Linked DNA regions of Homo sapiens: region 1 is linked to region 2. The links are chromatin loops, found by intact Hi-C in ENCODE. Cell type or tissue: Calu3. All regions are shown on one strand.

The links. A loop is a pair of places that touch in the nucleus more often than their neighbours do. Peaks named below come from ENCODE experiments on the same cell type or tissue, not always from the same donor. Only the 100,000 strongest peaks of a DNase experiment are listed, where the experiment ranks them.
Region 1: a loop joins it to region 2, with 9 times the contacts of the local background. A loop is called at or near these places in 3 of 110 quality-filtered maps.

Annotation. Positions count from the first base shown.
Region 1 is chr20:13,489,339-13,497,338 of GRCh38, forward strand. The region is part of intron 10 of TASP1 (taspase 1); the gene reads right to left. Among named protein-coding and RNA genes, the nearest start is that of TASP1, 150 kb to the right of the region's middle. In Calu3, no CTCF peak of the experiment used is centred here; no DNase peak of the experiment used is centred here.
Region 2 is chr20:13,332,768-13,340,767 of GRCh38, forward strand. It overlaps LOC124904872 (a long non-coding RNA gene), which reads left to right and starts at 4,974. Exons shown (of 3, transcript XR_007067535.1): 1 at 4,974-6,038. It also overlaps a transcript of TASP1 not described here. In Calu3, no CTCF peak of the experiment used is centred here; DNase peaks (open chromatin) are centred at 3,734 and 4,114.

The DNA of each region.
Region 1 (8,000 bases), 160 kb after region 2:
GTGAAATATAGGGGAATATATGGATCTTCAGAGAGCATTAAGTTGAATGTCTCTGCCATATCTGACTAAATCCAACTTTCCATGCCTGCACTTGCATAGCTAAGCCTGAGGCACAGCAGCATGACTGAGGGGTGACATGCATGAGCATCAAGGACCATCCATGGCCACTGAGTGGGAAAAATTAAAAAAAAAGAGAAAAGAAAAGAAAAAAGAAAGAAAACACCATCTGCTGAGGACGGCAGGAGGGAAAGGACAGACCTGAAAACCAAAGGGTACTGCTAGGTAGCCCGACTAGACCCAGTCTCTTCCCAGGCATCTGTTACACGAGGTTTTCTAATTTAAGTTTAAATTTAAAAACCTGCCGCTTTAGCAACGCAATTCAGTTCTCTTTTTTAAGGCTACATCCATTCCTATCATAAATAATATAAAATTACCATTTAACCATTTTTAAAGTATGCAATTCAGTGGCATTAAGTACATTCACACTGTTGTACAACCATCAGCACCATCTAGCTCCAGAACTTTTTCATATTCCCAAATGGATACTCTATGTATGTATATACCATATGTTCTTTATTCATTCATCTGTCAATGAATATATGGGACCAAATGCATTCTTAAACTATATACGTGGCTCTTTGCTGGTGATTGAAAATGGCTCAGAAAACTTTACACTGAAAGAAGACGACTTCTAGCTACTTTTTCCAATTCAAACATGCAACTCTGTGTTGATTCAAACATAATTTCTGATAAGCTCATATACACATATTTATCAGATGCCATTAGCAGCAATACACGAAAAAGATCATTTGATCTGAGAATATTTATTTTAACTGACTTTTTTAGGGGGGAAACCCAGGATATATTTAATTACTTCCAACTACAGAATTTCGTTTTAGTTCATTTGAATAAAAAAAAAATACTTTAATACTTCATATTGTCTGAAAAATGGAGTCCTGCATATTTTAAAACCACCTTTTATCCATCTAAAGAATGACCACTTCCCTCAATCATGTGACACCACTTCAGTGAAGCCACCTTTAAATCATCTGTTTTTGAATTTGTCTGGAATCCAGAAAAAGTTGGCAAAACCCCAAGGAAACTAGAAGAGTTAATTAATAAAGTATCTTTATTTTCCTGTCATCTAAATCCTTCCAACAATGCCATTATTTCTCTAGTGGATACATTAGCTTACATTACAAAAAGCTTCTGTAACTTTACCCATAGGAGAAATCTGATATTTCTGTGTCAAGAAGCAGGGTCTTTTTTAAGAAGAGGACAGCTTGCACATTTTATTTACTCTATTCATTCATTCTCATTTTCTCTCCTCCTTCCCTCCCTCACCCCTCCCACCCTCTTACACACACACCCCTACCTTAAGGCCTATAGGGTAAGGGTTAGTATCTGTTCTGCAGTGAGACTCATGTTTGAATCCAGCAGGGTGACTTTGGGTTATTTAGGGCTCAGTTTCCATAGCTGTAAAATGGGGAATGGGATACCAACTACCTCACAGGGTTGTTTTGAGGACAAAATGAGAAAAATCACATAAAGCATTTAGCATGGAGTTGACCATAGAGTAAGCACTTAATAAATACTACTATGATGAAAATAACCATCTTAAGAAAAATTTTCTACTACTTTGCTGCCTCTCATCCTATTCTCTGTATGTTCCTTCTATTAAAGTGATTCTCAGCTAGCTTAACAATCATCACTGAGAGAGCCTAAAATAGAATTTAAAAGTTTATCCTTTGCCTTGTAATTCTAAATGAAGGCTACTGCTTCAAATCAAGCTAAGCCTTTACATAGGGTAAAAATGACCACCTAGGTAAACCTATCATTATCAAAACAAAACAAATAGTATGGTAAAGATTTCTCTTAGCCTGGCAGGAAACATTTTAACTTGATTATCTAGAGACTGTGGATCATGCTTGACTTTTCTTATTTATTCCTTTTATTTTCCCCAGTATCTAAAATAAAACCTATTTTTATTCTCCAACAGGTTTATTGCCCGACTTAAGATTACACTCCTGCGTTCACAATACTTTCTCTTAAGGCAAGTTAGTAAAGGGGAAAGCAAAGTTTCCCATGATGGGATTTGGCCCCATTCACTTCACTTCCCTGTATCTTGAGTACACGAGTTGATCAGAGTGAACATGAACAGATGCCATGGGTGTTTTATGTTGCCTGACCTTCATCACACATTTATAATTGTTTTTAACTTCAGCTCCAGTGATAGATGCAGCCTTTAAAACAAGATAATTAAATATAGGGATTGTGACAGCCCAACAAAATCATATTGTCAAATTAAGTTTTAGTTCCAAAAGGTAAAAGTAACAAACTGAAAAGCTTTTGCAATAAGAATAGAGAAACATCAAAATTTACCAATTCTTGGCTAACATGTAAGATATATCTTCATTGCATTTCTAGATTATTTTCAATCTTTTTTGTCTTCATCTAATGTAGTAGTAGCAGCAGTGGTGGGATGAGCCCCATTATTACAAAATGAAAATTAAAAGACCTTTATGTGTCCAGTTATTAATGTAGTGTTCTAATGGTTGAGGACAATAATATAATTGCTCCACAGGACCTCAAAATAAGATTAGGATTTTAAAATATAACTCATAATCTCACAGATCTTTCTTATCTGTGCAGACTTTTTGTCTTCTAAACCACTCCCACCTCAATTCTAATACAAAGAGCCCCAGAGGGGAAAAAGTGAAGTTGCATTCACAGCAGAGACACAACCCACATTCCTAGGCAGCCTCCTACAAAAGCACAGGCTCGACAGCAACAAAAGCTCACATTCAGTACCCCTGGCACACCACACGTCTCCAAGGATTACTGATGATTTTGAAGTATTTATGTCATCTTATAAATGCTGCCATTCACTCTCACTGTGGCTAGTGGGCATCTGAAAAATCTTTCAACACATCCCCTCTTAGAAGTCCACAGGGATAGATAACTAATAAGAAAGGGCCTTTCCAAATTTAAAAGGAAACATTTGGTACTTCAGTTTCCAGTATTGCAACATCTCTTTTTCAACAAAGGAATTTATTACACAGTACGTCACCTTTTCCCTGTCAAAGGATTTACTGCCAATTTTGGAGTTGGGTTACTTCTGGTTTTCAAGCCTGTCTTGTGAAATTAAAGAGAGAGCTACCTTAAAAGTGATAGGACACACATGATTTCAGTCTTCACAGTGTCCCTATGGTTATCAAACCTGGAACCTATTATATACAAGGGGAAAACATAAGGAGCTTCATAAAGAGATGGAATAAGTGGTGAAGATGTCTAATCCAGTCACATCTTAAGGTTATAGCTCACCGACACATATTTAGCGTTTCCCAAATATTCAGAGTTCTCTGTAATCCACAACTTGTCTCATACTTTGGTTATTTATTGTAATGTATCAAAAACAACTCAGGCTTTTCAATTTTTTCTGTGATAAATAATAACCAAAAGAAAAACCAATTTTATAATTATCTCCTAGAGATATCATCTCTTACAAAGTAGGGTGTGATTGATATATGCGTTAGCATTTCATAATTATTTTTAATATAGAGAAATATTATCACAGTTATGATTAAACACAGATATCTAGAGCACGGTGCTAGACATATAGTACATATACTAAGTGCTTTATACATATATTAGTTTTTATCACTACTGCCAATTTTATTGAGGATATAACCAAATCACACACTCATACGAAAAATCCCAACTGTCTAAATAAGTAGCTCCATAAATAGGAAAGGTTCCAGTTTTATGAACGCAAATACTTTCACAGATTAAAACCTTTTTGAAAAAAACTAAAACCAAAAAAACAAACAAACAAAAAAACCTTCAACAAACATGAGTAGTGAAAACGCTTCATCCCGTCTACCATGTCAGAGGAAGTGTGTAATTGACAAAGCTTCAGCCACTCTCTTTTCCTTGCTCTTCTGGGTGTGTCTGTGAGGGTGCTGCCAGAGGAGACTGACATTTGAGTCAGTGGATTAGGAGAGGAAGACCCACCCTCAATGTGGGTAGGTGCTATCCAACTGGCTGCCAGCACAGCAAAGACAAAGCAGGGGGAAGAAGGTGGGATAACTTTGTTTGCTGGGTCTTCTGGCTTTTCCCTTTCCTATACTGGATGCTTCCTCCTGCTCCTCCTGCCCTTGGACATCATACTTCAGGTTCTTCAGCCTTTGGATTCCTGCACTTACACCATTGGTTTGCTGGGGGCTCTTGGGCCTTTGGCCACAGACTGAAGGGTGCACTGTCAGCTTCCCTGGTTTTGAGGCTTTCGGACTCAGACTGAGCCACTACTGGATTCTTTCTTCCCCAGCTTGCAGATGGTCTATCCTGGGACTTCACCTTGTAATCAGGTAAGCCAGTTCTCCCTAATAAACTCCCTTTCATATACATAAATATCCTATAAGTTCTGTCCCTCTGGAGAACCCTAATACACATCTCAATGTAGAAATTTACCCAATATTCATTTTGAGTGTTAATACAGGAGATAAAGCAGAACCTTGCTTTCTGTTCTAAATTATTTAAATTTAGTTACCTAAATTATAACACTCTAATTAGAGCATCAGGGACAAATGAACCCAGGGAAGGAGGAAAAAAAATCAGAGGCAACCATCACCAGTAAAAGTGGTATTCTTATCTATGGTGGTGCTGCTAAGATTGTATCACTATATTGTATTTATCTGGGAAACAGAGTATATGTATAAGCATTAGATTTATCCACACCTGAGAACTTCATTAGGAAAGTAGCCATAAAAGAAGCAACACTGTTTGTAATGTTCAGTTGATGCTCTTGTCAATCTTCTATCTGGATTCCTGTTCCATCAGAGAGAAGGATCACATATGAGGAGAACCAGCTCTGGCTGTAGAACCTGAAATGAGTCACTTATGACATCTATGCTTCAGCTTCCTCATTTGAAAAACTAAATGGCTTAGCTTTAATAGTTTTATATTCCTCACAAGACAAAATATTTACCACTGAATGTAGTTTTAGAACTTTAATAACTTGCTGGTTAAAATATAGTTAAGAGGCTTGCAATAGGCAGATGACTTGAGAAAACCCTTTTTAAAAGCTGTTAATTAATGAAAAAATATACTTAGATTAAATTCAATTATAGAAAACTTAATTTTTTTAGGGAGAAAGGGTCACTGACTCACTGACTCACTGATTAAATAATCAACTACTGTATATCTGGGGCTTTAGAATTATCTTGCAAGGAAAGTACTATCATCTCATCTGACAAACAAGAAAAGTGATTTGGAAGAACTAAGATTCTAAGATCCAAGTATTGTGACTCCTAGTAACATGCTCATTCCATAACAGTCACTGCAGAAACCAGGCTAATATCATCACATGAATAAAGGAGATATAAACAAAGAAAATCCAAAGCCCCAAAAATCTGAGAATATGGACAAGATCATAGTAATAATTATCTGCAAATAAGGAGCACAACAGGTTCTGATACTAACACTTAGGACTGTAGATAGTCTCCAATTTTAACCAGAAAGTCCTATAAATAGTAAGTCACCAAGCACATCCCAACAAAATAAAATTAAAGATTTTATTTTGCCTCTAAGCCATGGTGTGCATTTCATGAGCCAGAAAAAAAAAACCAAAGCCAAAATGCAGTTATAAACATCTACAAATATGCAGATGTCATGTAAAATATTTCACTATACATATTGATTATATATGTGGTATAAAGTCCACAAACAGAAAGAACATAAGCAAGACAGTTATACTACACCATAAATCTAACCTATAACTACTGAGCCAGCCACATATATTAAATATTTAATTAATAATTTTCTTAATGACTTAAAATTTAGAAGTAATTTATTGGGGTCATTTTGATCTCTTTAAAAGCTGAAAAGGAAGTTTGAGCCAATGTTATTTCTCAATAAATTCCTCTGTACAAAGGAGAGGCAATATAAATCATTTCATCAGCTTTAAAGCTGTACGCAAAGTTTAAAAACAACATTCAGTATTTAGAGGCCAAATAAAGTACCATAGAAAAAAGTCTTAAATCTGCTCACCAGTCATTGCTTATCCCTTTCTCTATTCAATACAGTATCAAGGGAAGTTTTGAGGGCAGGGAAAGACACACTGCTCTGAAGGAGGAAGGAGAAAATAGTATTCATATTTTATTCTCTACATCTGGGTAGAATTTAAGGAATATCAATACAGAAATTGTCCAAAAGCTGTCTTACCACCAACTAGAAAAATTATCAGATGAAAGTAGCAGATAAAAGAAGAAAGGGGCAAAATACAGGAAGGCCACCTCAAATGAGTTAGGTAACAAAAGACAAATAGACAATATACAATTTGGGACTCTTCAAGGTTTTCATTTGACACTATTACTAAGAAATAATAACAGGAAAAGAAGGAACTACATCAACTTGTATTACTTGTTAAATTTATTTATTTAATTTATTTTAGCCAGCAAGTTAACTTACAGTTTTATTCAAAATTACCTAAGACTGTGCTTCCCAATCTCTCTCAGGTCATGAGAAAAAGATATATCTTGGACTAAAATGTTTCATATAGTCTCAGGAAATTCACAGAATGCCCCATAAAAACCAATACATAGATTCCATAGGGTCTACAAATCCCAAATTAAGAAACCACATGGCTATAATTTTATTTAAAAATCTATAAGCGTATGGTTTTAAACCTGTAGGCTAAGGTTTCAATTTGATTTTGATTTTTTTTTTCTTCCTTGAAACAGAGTCTTGCTCTGTCACCCAGGCTGGAGTGCCCTAGTGCGATCTCAGCTCACTGCAACCTCTGCTTCCCGGGTTCAAGCCATTCTCCTGCCTCAGCCTCCTGAGGAGCTGGGATTACAGGTGCCTGCCACCACACCTGGTTAATTTTTGTATTTTTTAGTAGAGACAGGGTTTTGCCATGTTGGCCAGGCTGGTCTCAAACTCCTGACCTCAGGTGATCCACCCGCCTTGGCCTCCCAAAGTGCTGGGATTACAGGAGTGAGCCACTGCGCCCGGTCTGATTTTGATTTTTAATACTGCTGCTGGACCCATGAACTACAGTGATACTATCATCGCCTAGAGGCTAACATGAAAATTGCAGTAAAAATTTGGAAACTAGATTATTATGTTAAAATCACATTTCCTACTTAAAAAAAAAAAAAGGAGGAGGAGGATCATTGGAGAAATGGCTGGTTCTGGGTCTCTGGGTCTCATAAAAGATGTATTCAAGAGGAGTCTGAGGCATCTTGTTCTACCCAAAAACAAGAAAATTACCAAAGATAGTAAAGTCAAAGATCACAGAAACCAACATAAAGGGGCTCCAGTGCCAAAAGATGGACAATTTTACCAGCTAAAATAATGGTTCTAAATCCTCTAATATGTCTCACAAGCCTCCAAAACAGATCCCTGAAATTTCCACTTCTAGTTAGGATGAAGAAACTTCCAAGAGTCCAGCACTCCCACTGTAATAACAATAGCAAGCCAGATAAGCTACAGTCATGGGTTTTTTAACGAAAATGCACAAATATCTCAATAAACCTAATTCCAAAAAAGATAAGCCTTTCCTATGAGAAAACAGAGCCATGGTCTCTTCTATTCCTAAGGAAGCAGTGGAAAAAGAATAAATGCTGTAGATGAGGACAAGAAATTAGTTGAACTTTAATAAACTTCAAATGACTACATGTGAGCTACCATGATGCATCAGAATCAAAAGAAACCCCATTCACTAAACAAGGCTGAATCCATTCATCAATTCTTTCCTACAGGTCTTCACTAATAGCTCCAAAAATGTAGGGTAGAGCAGGAGAGCTGAAAGATATCCACACCCTGAGGTGCATAAGTTCTTTGGCAAGTGAAAAGCAGCAGCATTTTGAAGTCTGGGGACACAACAAGAGAGCTGAAGGAGAAGAGCCAACCTGGATGCAGAGAGCCATCACTTACTGCAAGGCAGCAGCCACCAAGCAATGGGAAAAGTAAAAAAGAGCTGAAAGAAATCCCTCAGA
Region 2 (8,000 bases):
TAAGGTTTTTTGTTCATTCATGATTCATTCAATGCCATTTTCTTCTTTCTGCATTCAAAGCAAATTCTGGTGTGAACGGAAAGTTTGGCCTTTGGGGCTGTCAGGGCTGTTGCTTGATTTGTATGTTGTGGGTATAACATGCTTCGAGTCTTCCTGAACTCCTGTGCATCGCCAGAATTCCGTGCTCATGGGCCATCATAACACTATACGCAAATGTGCAGCAAAGGAGAGCAGACACACAAATTCACATTTTGTACAGAACTCTTCTGCTTATGTGCATGCTCCGTGGCTCCATCAGACTTCACTTACACAATACAACTTAAAATTATTAACAGCAGAACATCCCACCAAGTGTGGGGCCCTTCTGAGCATGGTCCCTGTGCCACTGCCCATGGATCACATGCCCATGCAGCCAGCCTGGCATGTACGTGGAGAAAGTAACAATAAAGTGATTCTGCACTTTTCATTTGTTTTGTTATTCTACCCACACTTGACTCCCTGGGAAATCTGTGGAATCAAGTGTGACATTTTGAGATCATTAACTACTTGACAGGGGAGGAGAGAGAAATTTAAAGCAAATGTGTCAGAAGTCATACCTGATTAAAGATCAATCCAGAACAAAGATAAAGGCACCTTAGAAATTGCAACATCAGTCAAGAGCAAGATGAGATTTGAGCCCAAATATTTTAGGGAAAGGTCAGTTATGTCAAGGAACACAGAGCTGCTCTCTCCAAAGCATATTTAAATAAAAATATTCACGTTTTTTCCACCTGCCACAAACTCTTTACACTGCCTTCTTTTAAAATGATATAGTTGATGTTTCATACCTAAGCTACGATGTTCAAACTTAAACAGCTTGGTGCCACAATGGGGTTGTTGTTCATGTGAAAAATAATGCCTCGTTGTTCTATCAACAAAAAAGTACATATTATAATGAGTTAAATGTAACATGCCCTTTACACAACATAAAAAGTATTTCTTGCTTCGTTTTTATTACTTTTTTATTTTTGAATCTTTTAAAATGCATCACACACTTACTTTCCTCCTCAACAGTATCCAATTTAGCCTTTCGTTGAAGACTAAAGATTGTCAGGTTAAACATCAATTATGATACTTCCAACTGGATTCAACACGTATTTACTCAGGGAGCACTCACAGGGAGGCATTATGCCAAGAGAAATGGCAATGCTATTCAGTGTTTATGATCCCAACTGGAGAGGAAAGGCAGATGCATAATTTCAAAATTCCTGGCAGAACACAGCAAGTTCCATTATATAAACCTAAACAAGTACCATGGGAACACGTAAGGATGGGGGAGGGAGAGTACATCATGGGAATTTGAGTGGGTCTTGAAGGATAACCTGTGATGGTAAGAAAGGGTGTGCCAAGCTATGGAAGTCACAGGTTTGAGGCAGAAATCCATGGGTGTGAAATAGAGCAGGGTGTTTCACTAGAACCACAGGTCATATATTTGGCAATATATAGAACAGTGAGAGAGAGTGGAACTAATATCTACAAACCACAGGGAGCTGTAGAAGGCTTGGTAAGGGAAGATGGCACCTGAATTACACTTTAATGCAATAATGCATTTTGAAATGTGTAGGACTGTTTGAAACTGTCGTAGTATAGAAACTGTTGTACTATTTAATGTGTTCTTTTAACTGGTTATTCTGTCACCTTTCTCTTTTGGTCTGCCAACTATCTCTTCTTAACGCTATCAAGGTATATGACTCTAGTAGCATCTACATCTAACTTTCTACTAAAATTCTGCTTCTAGTCTACTAAAAGCTTGGATACTAAATAACCAAGATTATTAGTATTATATTTAAATAAGTACACATAGGCTATGAGAAATAGACTGAAATTTACTATTTTTCTAGACTGCTTACTATTTCACTTAGTGAAAAACAAGGATTTGCCTAAGACTAAAGCACATGGGTCTAGTATCCAAAAAAGATTAAAATTTCTAAAGGAAACTTCTGGTTAAAAGTAGAATTGACTGTGACTATTTCTTCTTCCTACCCAAATCTCATTAAAATGACAGTCAAATAATTTTAAGAAACAAATTCATAGACAAGGTCAAAAAGAATGAGAGACCATTTGTCATAAATGTTTTCAACACATTTTTGGAAGGTGAGAAATGGATGGAAGAATGGTAATTACCTTGGCAGAATAAAGCAAAGGGAAAACCAAATGCTTTCAGACAAGCAAGAACAGAGCAGCTTCACTCTGCAGGAGCTCTAAATTGCTCAGTGCTTATAAGCAGTGAGTATTTCAAGAGGAAGATGAGAGCAAGGCCCACTGTGGAAAAAGACATTTGTTGAAAGTCTACCACAGCACAGCTGAGCCCATTAAGTCTCCTCTCTCATTGTGTGCATCCACACAACTCTTTACCAGCTTCCTGGAAGAAAGTTGAAGGTTTATTCTTTGGAGTAAATGTATTTGGGGAGCATGACCAGAGAAGAGCATAGATAAAGCAAAGGTGAAGTAAAAGTCTACTATGGACACCCCCCATTCCCTTCCCTATGCTCCTTCCAGAACTCTCCCCTCACCTATGCACACACACACACACACACACACACACACACACACACAAACACACACCCTGGCAGGAGATTTAGATTTCTCTCCAAATAGTACAAAGAAAAGGCCTATAGATAATGACATTTACTTCCTGATAACCCTATGATGAAGTTTGGAGAAAAGCCCCATCCGTGATTTTAGAGTACCCAATCATAGTGTCTTACTCTTGAATATAAACATACCACCAGCGATCTGCAGAGTCTCCAGCATGAATGAATGAAATCAAAAAGAAAAAAAGAGTAAATGTAGGAATTAATAAAAAATGTTAAAAATAGTATTCATGTTCTCAGATAAGAAAAGATATTGTATCATGCTGTTGTGAGTAATGAACACAGAGGAAAAAAAAAGAGCTCTTGAAAATAAAAAAATATAATTACTGAAATACTTTTAAATGTAATAGAAAGTTGACAAGGTTGAAAAAATGTCCAGAGAGAAGAGGCAAACAGCAAAAGCAAAAAGAAACTAAGGAAAACAAATTAGAGGATCAATCCAACCACCTCCAAGAGAAGTTGGAGGCAGACAGAACAGGGAGACAAACAGAGAGAGGAGAGAAAATTGTCAAAGAACTCATGCAAGAAAATTTTCCCGGAACTAAAAGAATAAATTTCCAAACTGAAAGAGTTCTCTGAGAGTCTAAGACAATAAAAGATGAAAAATTTACACCAAGGTGCATCACTGAGAAATCTCAGAACACAGTTAAAAAGAAGATCTTAAACGCTTCCAGGAAGGAAAAAAACACATTACATAGAAAAGAATACAAATCCAAAAGGCTTCTCAATAACAGTAAGTTTCCAGGGGGCCCAAAGGAGAATGAGTTTCAACCAGGGCTGCTTCCTGGGTGTGCTACCACTGACATCACATAGGGCCCCGCATTCAGAAGGGGGCCTCACACTTGGCTTTAATGGTGTGGCTGCCATTTTGAAATTCTTAATACTTTTATCTTTGAATTTGTTTTGTAAGTAAAGACCAATAGCACAGTAGTGCATGCCCTGAGCAGTCTTGGCTCATGCCCCGTCCTGCCCCCTGCCTCCTCTTATCTCCCAGGGATGGGTTCTTGGCTACCTCCTCCCCTAACGCCACCCAGAGATCACTGCTGCCCTGTGCCCGCAGTGGAAGAATTGAGGTTGGGCCAGCACATCCTACACACTTAGCTGCAAGTCAGGACTCTGATGCCTATGAAGGTCTACACTCACCCCTCAAGTATGCCAGAGCCTGAGGCAGTATAACATTAACTAGGAAATTAGACACATCATGAAAGTTTGAGAGAGACCATCCTAGAAAGGAAAAAGCTTTTTTCCTGTTCTTTGTAAAAAAGACTTTTAAGTATTTATTTTGCATTGGGCTCTACAAATTATGTACCCAGCCCTGATGTCAATGTTTTCTGCCTAAAAAGTGAGATTTTTTTTTTGTATCTCAAAAATCTCAACTATGAGTATCACTAAAGATAAAAAGAGCAGGTACTCCTAACATTGGTTGATGTATAACTACACCAGAATGGTTCCAGTGTGAACCCTGGGCCTCCCAGTTGGGGGATTCCCAGTTTCAATGAGTCTCTTCTGAGCCACACTCTGTCTACTGGATTTGAATGCTGGCATCAGGCATCCAGCCAGCAATGATTTCTGATGAAATAAAACAGTTTCAGATAGGACTAGATGTTTCCAAGGGAATCCATGAGAAGATTTCCAGGTTCGATGTTTTTGATGTATGAATAGAGGCACCAGAATTCAGAGGGATTCTGGGGTTTTGTAACCTCAAGTTAAAGCAAAACCATCTCAAGTGGGGTTTGAGACCCTGAAAATGGCTTCCAGGAACGAGGAGGATTTCCTTCTCTGGGGAATTTTAAGAGGAATATTCTGGCTCACCTGGAAGGACACAGTTTTGACCAGAGGCAACAAGGTGGGGAGACCCAGACAGACTCTCTAAGCCCCTCCCATCTTGTGAGTCTCTGATTTTCAGTTTTTTAGACGCCGAGGTCATTGCCAGCTATGAGAAGAGCCAAGTCTAGACCTTGCCCTTTGAAGTAAGCACTGCTACTTGCTTCACACAGCTCCTCATTCCCAAAGCATTTTATTCTTCCCTGACACCTTCCCCCTCACTGCCACCCCCAAATCTCAGACCTCACTGGATATGGTGACCTGACAACTGCCCTTTACATGGGGATTTGTATGGTAAATTGCCACTAAGAGGCCCCTGATCCACACCTTCCTCACCAATTTATGCTGTCGTGGCTTTCAGACAGAAACTGGGGAATTCACATGTGGCAGGCTTGGCGGTTCATCAGACAGGTTCTATTAACTTGGTCACCAGGTGGTAACCATATTATTTCATGCTTCTTGGTAACTTTTGTGCAACACAATTACCTTTGACAGTTCTTGAGTGGGACAGCAATTTTCAGCAAATGTTTTCGGTAACCAGAGGCCAGAAGGAAAGGAAATGTGAGTGCTTCAGTTAAGCTTTGAGTGTGGCTCTGACAGCTCTTCAGCACCTCTGTCGTGTTATAAATAGGAATTTGGTGGAAATTTAGTACACATGGAACTTACAAAAGGGGGTTGAGCAAGGCTGATGATGGCTTCTACTGCATTTAAGAAAGCATTTGTCCTTACGTTACCAGAAAAGGGTCCTGATCGAGACCCCAAGAGAGGGTTCTTGGATCTTGTGCAAAGAAGAATTCGAGGCAAGTACATAAAGTGAGAGCAAGTTTATTAAGAAAGTAAAGGAATAAAAGAATGGCTACTCTGTAGGCAGAGCAGCCCTTAGGGTTGCTGGTTGGCTATTTTTAGAGTTATTTCTTGATTATACATGAAACAAGGGTGGATTATTTGTGAGTTTTCTGAGAAAGAGACAGGCAATTCCTGGAACTGAGGGTTTCTCCCCTTTTTAGACCACATAGGGTAATTTTCTGACCTGCCATGGCATTTGTAAACTGTCATGGTGCTGGTGGGAGTGTAATTAGCATATAATGAGCAGTGAGGAAGACCAGATGTCACTTTCATCGCCATCTTGGTTTTGGTGAGTTTTGGCCAGCTTCTTCACCACATCATTTTCTCAGCAAAGTCTTTATGACCTGTACCTTTTGCCAACCTCCTAGCCCATCCTGTGACTTAGAATGCCTGACCTCCTGGGAATGCAGCCCAGTAGGTCTCAGTCTTATTTTACCAGCCCCTGTTCAAGATGGACTTGCTCTGGTTCAAACGCCTCTGACATACAGTATAATAAGTCCTACCATGATGAAATTCTTCTGAGCTCCAAAATACAGTAGGTTGCAAGGATTTTCTTTCAGTAGGGTTTCATGCTAAAGATGTTTTGACATCCTTCACACCAATTCCTCATTGCAAAGAATGTGACATTCACGTCTTGGACTTGCTTGAATTTACAGTGCCTTCAGCATTCCTTGAAGATATCCAAGAAAGATGCAGTCCACCCTCCAAGTATTGATTTCTAATCTCAGGAAAAAGGTAAGCAGTCATCACAGATGGGCTGTTCCAAATCTGGTCTTACAGAGTAAGCAATTGAATTGCTTCTCCACACTCCTCACCATCACCACCATCACCAATACACCTACACACAAACACACATGCACACACAAATACACACACCCATGCATGCACACATATACATGCAATAGCCACTTTCTAAGCACAAAACAAAATACCTGCAGTCTCTAATCATACATCATAGGAAAGGAAAAGAGCGATTTGCCCACCAAATCATCAGGTATTAAAGGGATTGATCACACACAATTGGTAAATCTGCTGAGTTTAGGACTGGCAGAGTTGAACACGAGGTCACATGGCCACAAATACATCCTGGAGCATATGCTGTGACTTGAATCCCATTGGCCTGGTACACAGCAAAACTTCCCTTTGACACACCCAAGAGAAGAGTCTGGACTTTGCTCCCATTTCATGAACAATGTTTCACAGGCAAGCTTTCTTTTGATCTCCAGTGACTAGACACATGATATCATCAGCTCTAAATCAAGCCACATTTTTACCCTCTGCCTGAAATGGTGAGGACAACGCCAGCTAATCTGTAACATGTTGCAGATAGCAACATCTCCTGGGACCATCATTTTTCACCTTCTTTATTTGTTTAGCAGCCACTTTGTCAATTAAAGCTGGTGATATTTTCCCCAGACTCAGAGAACAGAATTTTGATTATAAACTTTTCCTTCATATCTCATCCTTACCAAAGTTTGACATTTAGCCATTACTGATTTTGAACGAATTTTCTACATGTCTGGGGGCTTTGTTCTTGCCTTACATGTGATTTTTTTTTGTAGACACCAATAATACAAAAAGTGATCTGCATAGGATATGATACAGAATAACTCAAGTAGACATGGCCTTTCTTCCCCCAAATGAAACAAGTGACAGTATGTCAACCTTTCATAAGTGTTGAACATTCATCTTCTGCTTGGTTTAGATGATGAGAGGAGGGACACAAAAGCCAGGGATTATGTATGTAACCAAGTAGTCCCAGCTCACGCTCAATATGAAAACAGTTAGGTTGAAGTCTTTTGCTTGATTCCTTTAAAAATATTAATAGCAGTCTGGAGTCCTTTTTTCTCTTATTATAGAAACACAAAGTATGTCTGTTACACAAGCATGTCAGGAAGCACAAGCAAGCACAAAGGAGAACAAGAACAAACAACCCATAAATACTCCAATTTTTTCACCTGGCTGTCTCTACTACAGAGTCTGAAAAAGGCCAATACTATCCAGCCTCCTTGCAGCTTAGGTGGGCATATGACACATTTCTAGCTAATGAGACCTCAACAGGGAAAAACAGGAACAAACACAAAAAAACATCTGGGGAGATTCCAGATTCTCCCATCTTCCTTCCTTGATATAAGCTTCAGCTGCTGTCTTGAGACCATGAGACAGTTAGCCAGCCTAGCATGAGGAAGACAGCCAATATATTAAGGATGACAGAGTGGGCCTGCAGGCATCATTGCAACACCGAACCAATGCCAGCAACCTCCTACCTCCAGATGTTTTATCAAGTAAGACAATCACTGCCTACTTATTTCAACGACTACTGATTGGGTTTTCTGTTATATGCAGCATTCTAACTGATACTCCCAACTATCTAACAAAAACTCCATCATACCAGTATACATTATTCAAGTGTGTTTGCTTTTTTTTTTTGCTTAGATTTACCTTTTGGTTATTTTTTTATTTTTATGGATATATAATAGATGTGCATATCTGTGAGGAGTAGCTGATATTTTGACACAAGCATACAATGTGTAATTATCAAATCAGGGTAATTAGGTTAACCATCACCTTAAATATTTATCATGTTTTAGGGGTTATAAGCCTTCCAATTCCACTCTCTTAGTGATTTTGAAATATACAATAAATTATTGCGAAGTCTTTTGCTTTTGCAGAAGATCAAATACATGTCTTTTTGCT